Regions from separate parts of the Homo sapiens genome. Here region 1 is linked to region 2. The links are chromatin loops, found by intact Hi-C in ENCODE. Cell type or tissue: CD4-positive, alpha-beta T cell. All regions are shown on one strand. Each heading gives the region's core, and the rest is flanking DNA. Links, peaks and the distances in the headings are about the cores only.

Region 1 (2,915 bases), core at 165-2,664, 60 kb before region 2:
GGACCTGCTCGGGGGTGTTCAGGGGAAGGTTGTCACAAACATACTTGCAATAAAAATAATCAAACAAATGGAGAGCATGTCTATTTCCGGAATTAGATTCTTTTGATAGTGAAGGAATCAAATGGGATAAGGGGCAGGGAGAAGTCAGGTAAGTCCAATATTACTATGTCCACATGCTTAAATTTCACTCCTCGGGGGCTTATTGTCCCTAACAATGGCCCTTTTAGCTATGGAATACGGGGAATGACTAACCTTTTTCTAGCCTGTCAGTGAGAACTACCACTATATATTGGTAAGTATTTCCGTACAAAATTCACTTGGAAAGGATATTGTTTCAAGCCTGGACAAAGCTCATATTGTCATGTTCCAGTTCCAGTTATTTTAGGCAAGGAAGGGGAATTTCCACTGCTCCCTACAATCAGTTTTGAGCACTTAGCTCTGAGTAATAACTTCCTTGTAATCTGTCAGAGCCCAAGTTATTTAACAGAGGAAAGAAAAAATCCCCTGATACTATGCATGAAATTCTTAGCCAAGCAAGCCACTTTAAGAATACATCAATTAGCTCAGGCAGGAGTAAAGACGTGACCTCATCCAATGGAGAGAATGCAAGCAACTTGATTCTAAAAGGAAGAAATGAAATGAGTCAATGCAAATTCCCAGATAGGATACAAAACTAAGAGTCATTTAATGTCAGTGTTGATGATAATAGTAGCTCCCATTCATAGCATACTTATCATAGGCCAAGCACTAGCCCATCCAAACCCCTTATTGCCCTGGTCCTATTAAAACTATTTAAGTTTTATTTTCAAGAGTCAACTAATGTATGCTAAATAAATAATAGTACAGGTGGCAACAGATATGGCAAAAATCCAAAGTAATATGCAAATGACAACTGGGAAACATTAACTGAACAATACCATTTCTATAAATACATAACAAATACACCATCATAACAAAGAAAGTAAATAAAATTACCGTGTATTGAAATTGGAGTTTAATTAAGTGCCAGCCATTTTATAAGCATTAACTCTAAGCCTCACAAAAGCCCTAAGAATTGGGAAGTATTGCTATTCCCATTTTACAGACATGGAAAATAAGGCTTATATTGCTAAGTCATTGGTTCAAGGTCACATGGCTAAAGTGGCAGAGCTGGGATTCAATCCCACTCTCGCCAGATGCCAGAACCCAGGCAGATGTTACTGTGGCATTATTGGCACTTGTGTCAAGCCCGGTGAGGGATTTCAGCAACCCTCAGTCTGGATGGTACCACACACTCCTCCAGGCAAAGGAAACGCCCACAGGCCACTGAAAAAAGAAGCCACTTCCTGTCCCTGCAAAGAGAGAACATCACCATCCTTGAGTCAGGTTCCTCACCATCTCTGGGCTCAGCCTCTCAGCTAAACAATTTATCTTTGGAGTGACAGGTGATGACTTAGTCACCCTGGCTCTGCCCTTCTCCCGTTTCCTATAAACCAGCTGTGTTTCACGGGTGATTTAGAGCATAACCACAGAACACATAGGCTTTTATGGAACAAGCAATAATTGGGCACTGCAGAGAAGCTGTCATGCCCCCCTCACCCATCCCCCCACCCCATTGGCAGAGCTAACAGCTCCCAGCTGCTCTCATTCAGCAGCACAGAAGCCAATTCACCTGGGAGATTATCTCCTCACTCTTAATGAGGCCAGCCTACAGCCAGTAACTGACTGTTCCAGGCCATGAAAGGCCAGCGCCTTTGCTTCAACATGAGCTAATGCTGGGGTGCAGTATCTGCTCCCGATACACGCAATGTATATCCCCAAGGCATCAGGCTGAAGCTAGACTCCAGTTCACAAAAACCTCTGCTTCGCTCCTTCTCCCACCGTGTCCTGCTTCCTTGGTTCCCACTCCCATGGGAGCCTTCCCTCACTAAACCACTGCCCCCAACCCCCATCCCCAGTGCTGCTTTCAAACCCAAAACACCACCCACCATGTGCCACCATGATGGGTACTGGAGACGTGTGTTAACTAAGTGGGATTTTTGAACTTCAGGAGCTCATACTAGTGAAGGAAACAGTTACATAAACCCAATAGAATAGGGTAAGAACTATAATAAAATGTGCATTCTTTTTACTCTTTCTCTTATTTTAGTACCTCTGTGCACCCAGGCCTATGATAAGCATTATTCAGACATTGTTCCATTTGATTCTGAGAACAAACCCATGAGGGAGGCACTGCAATTAACCCTTTTCATGGACAAAAAAAAACCCCAAGTGTTCACAAAGGTTAATTAACTAGCCGTTAAGTGTAGAGATGGTACTTGAACCCATTCTCTTTAAATTTCCTCGCTCTTTTACAGGGCGTCTTTCCCGCTTCTTGAGATCAGCCGTCAGCAAACCATGCTCCCTAGGCACTGCCTGTTTCTGCAAATAAAGTTTTATTAAAACACAGCCACACACATTATTTACCCATGTCTATGACTGCATTTAGTCTACGAAGGCAGAGGTGAGCGGTTGACACAGAGCCTGGAGGGTCTGCAAAGCTGAAAATATCTACGTCTCCCTTTTTATGGCTACAGGAGTAGCCAGCCCTCCTCTATTTGATGAGCTTCTGTTCTTCTTCAGCCTCAGAAAAAGAGAAACCAGGAATTTTCTTCCGTCCAAATCGAGGTTCTCCATCAACTGCTGCCTATAGTGGAGCCTGTGCTCCCTTTGCCCTGAGTCTGGGAGAACCTTACTCATTCACTAAGCTCCGGTGCAGCACTTGCTGGAGGACAAATTCACATTATCTGATTGGCCTGTGTTCCTCTTGCTGTTTCACCTACCGACACGTTAAAAGGAATTCTATCATTTCCTCAACGGATTATTCCTGTCGAGAACCACAACAAGGAAGCTTCCTCTTGAGATTTCAGCCTGGAATCCTCATTGTTCAAAGATAT
Region 2 (2,915 bases), core at 157-2,656:
CACATTTTGTTTCTCCATTAATCAGCTAATGGACATTTTTATTGTTTCTACCTTTTAACTATTATGAACAATGTTGCTCTAAACATTTGGGTACAAGTTTTTGTCTGTGGCTTGAATAATTTAACCCTGTGAGACTATGCCCCAGTGCAGTAAGAATCTACATAGAGGGCTAAAAAAATATATCCACACAAATATGATTTTTCCTTAGACATATTTTCAAGCCTACCATCTTTCAAAAAGAAATAATGAGTAAGTTAACTCAGGGCACAATAATTAACAAAGATTTTGAGCTGATCAGTTATGGACAGAGAACATAATGTCTACTTCCACTCAGTAAGTATCACCAAAGAACCCAGAGAGATATGTGACTTTTTAATTGATGGTGCTTAAGTATTCCAAAATGTTATAGAAAAAATATGCATGTGACTCACATGAAATCCATTTCCTCTGTGATGGGTTCTATACATGGGTAAAGGAAAATGAAAGTTGAGTTTGCAATAAATGCACATATATATCTGGAGTCTGACCTGCCTGGCTTCACCATTTTCCAGCTATTTAACCATTAATGCTAGACAGATGGCAGTCCTCCCTCCAAGGCTCAGCTTCTCATCTATAATTGGAGATAATCACAGTCCCTACATTGCATAGTATTGGAAGGATTCTGTGAGCTAGTGCAGGCTCACATAAGGTCTTTGGTTAAAGTTAGCTATTACAAGTAGTAGTACTAGTAGTAGTCATTGTAGTAGTAGTATTTTTTTAGGTGAAGTCTCACTGTGTCACCTAGGCTGGAATGCAATGGCACCATCTTGGCTCACTGCAACCTCCACCTCCTGGGTTCAAGTGATTCTCCCACCTCAGCCTCTCAAGTAGCTGGAAATACAGGCATGCACCACCATGCCCAGCTCATTTTTTTGTATTTTCAATAGAGACAGGGTTTCACTATGTTGGCCAGGCTGGTCTCGAACTCCTGACTTTAGGTGATCCACCCACTTTGGCCTCCCAAAGTTCTGGGATTACAGGCGTGAGCCACAGCGCCTGGCCTAAAGTTAGCTGTTATTATTGGGAATTGAGGGATGTTTCATTAATGGAACCATGGATAGGGTTAATAAGGACTATGAAAACCTAAACATTTAGCAGGAGGGGAGGGTTCGATAGTCCTTAAATCCCCCTCTTTCTGTCTTTTTCTTTTGTTTTCCAGAGGCTGCCTCTTTTGAGAAGAGGGAGAAAAGAAGAAGAAGAGGGAGATAAAAAGAAAATGTTTGTGAAGCAGCCACCAAAAGTTAAAAGAAAAAACTTTATGTCTAAAGGTCAAGTAGTTGGTGGCCACACCTGGGTGAAAGGCAGGGCCAATCCTAGCAGTGAGGTTTCTGGGAGGTGGACGTGGGGACAATGGCTCCCACACAGCCCACTGACTGCATAGCTGGGGAGGCACCATCCTAGCCAGGGTGAGGAGCAGGATGCAGGCTGGACATGCCGAGGTGCAGGCAGCTGCGTCCTCTCAGGCCTCTTGGCAGGAAGGAGATGATATTTTTGCTTCCTCCTGTGGTGGCACCTAGCAGCTGTGGCCTCACTTTTTGTTCGCACAGTGGGAGTGCCCTGCAGTCATGACCTCAGTGGCTTCCTCACTTTCTGGGACCTTTTGCAAAATTCTTGTGGCTTGCCATTTACGAACCTGGTGGCTTCAATGCCTGCAGCACCTTAAAGCCAGATTGCAAAGAGGCAAACTACAGGTGTGTGTCTTGTTCGCACCTGTCTCCCCAGTGACTAGCACAGTGCCTGGCTGCGTTTCTGAAGAAAAAGTGAATGAAGGATGAAAGAGGAGGAAAGCAGGAAGGAAAGAAAAAGGGAAAAAAGAAAAAAAAGGAAGTTTTGTTTTTATTTATTTATTTTTGAGATGGGGTTTTGCTCTTGTTGCCCAGGCTGGAGTGCAATGGCGCAATCTCGGCTCACTGCAACTTCTGCCTCCTGGGTTCAAGTGATTCTCCTGCCTCAGCCTCCCGGGTTCAAGTGATTCTCCTGCCTCAGCCTCCCGAGTAGCTGGGATTACAGGCATGCGCCACCACGCCTGGCTAATTTTTGTATTTTTAGTAGAGACGGGGTTTCTTCATTTTGGTCAGGCTGGTCTCGAACTCCCAATCTCAGGTGATCTGCCCACCTCAGCCTCCCAAAGTGCTGATATTACAGGCATGAGCCACCGCGCCCGGCCCCCCCCTTTTTTTTTTAAGGCGCAGTCTCCATCTGTTGCCCAGGCTGGAGTGCAGTGACATGATCTCAGCTCACTGCAACTTTTGCCTCCCGGGTTCAAGTGATTCTCCTGCCTCGGCCCCCCAAGTAGCTGGGATTACAGGTGCCCACCACCATGCCTGGCTAATTTTTGTATTTTTTTTTAGTGGAGATGGAGTTTCACCATGTTAGCCAGGCTGGTCTCGAACTCCTGATCTCAGGTGATCCACCGGCTTCAGCCTCCCAAAGTGCTGGGAAAAGTTCCTTGGAAGTTGAGATGAAACTCTCTGGAAAAGTTTGCTGTGAAGTATAAGGTAGTGTAAGGATCAAAGGTTACCCTTTTACAACTTCAGCGCTTATAAAATGTACGCGCGCGTGTGTGTGTGTGTGTGTGTGTGTGTGTGTTGTGTAGACAGCATGTTAATTGTCAAAGGTGGAGCCTCTTAAGTCAAACGGACTTCAATTTGAATTCCAGTTCCCCTACTCGCTGGCTTTATGTTCTAACCCAAAGCAAATGCCTTCAGGAAACCTGTTTCCTCATCCATAAAATGGGACTAACAGGAGAATTACTTGAACCTGGGAGGAGGAGGCTGCAGAGAGCCGAGATCGCACCACTGCACTCCAGCCTGGGTGACGGAGAGACTGTCTCAAAAACAAATAAATAAATCAATAAAATTTAAATTTAAAATTAA

The links. Peaks named below come from ENCODE experiments on the same cell type or tissue, not always from the same donor. Only the 100,000 strongest peaks of a DNase experiment are listed, where the experiment ranks them.
Region 1: it touches region 2 in a loop (2.0-fold over the local background); 4 of 110 quality-filtered maps call a loop at or near these places.

Annotation. Positions count from the first base shown.
Region 1 is chr20:53,898,270-53,901,184 of GRCh38, reverse strand. No RefSeq gene overlaps it. Among named protein-coding and RNA genes, the nearest start is that of BCAS1-AS1, 16 kb to the left of the region's middle. In CD4-positive, alpha-beta T cell, for the core only: no CTCF peak of the experiment used is centred there; DNase peaks (open chromatin) are centred at 444 and 1,324; H3K27ac peaks cover 508 bases.
Region 2 is chr20:53,838,349-53,841,263 of GRCh38, reverse strand. No RefSeq gene overlaps it. Among named protein-coding and RNA genes, the nearest start is that of BCAS1-AS1, 76 kb to the left of the region's middle. RefSeq lists an enhancer at 1,018-1,588. In CD4-positive, alpha-beta T cell, for the core only: no CTCF peak of the experiment used is centred there; a DNase peak (open chromatin) is centred at 1,613; H3K27ac peaks cover 1,676 bases.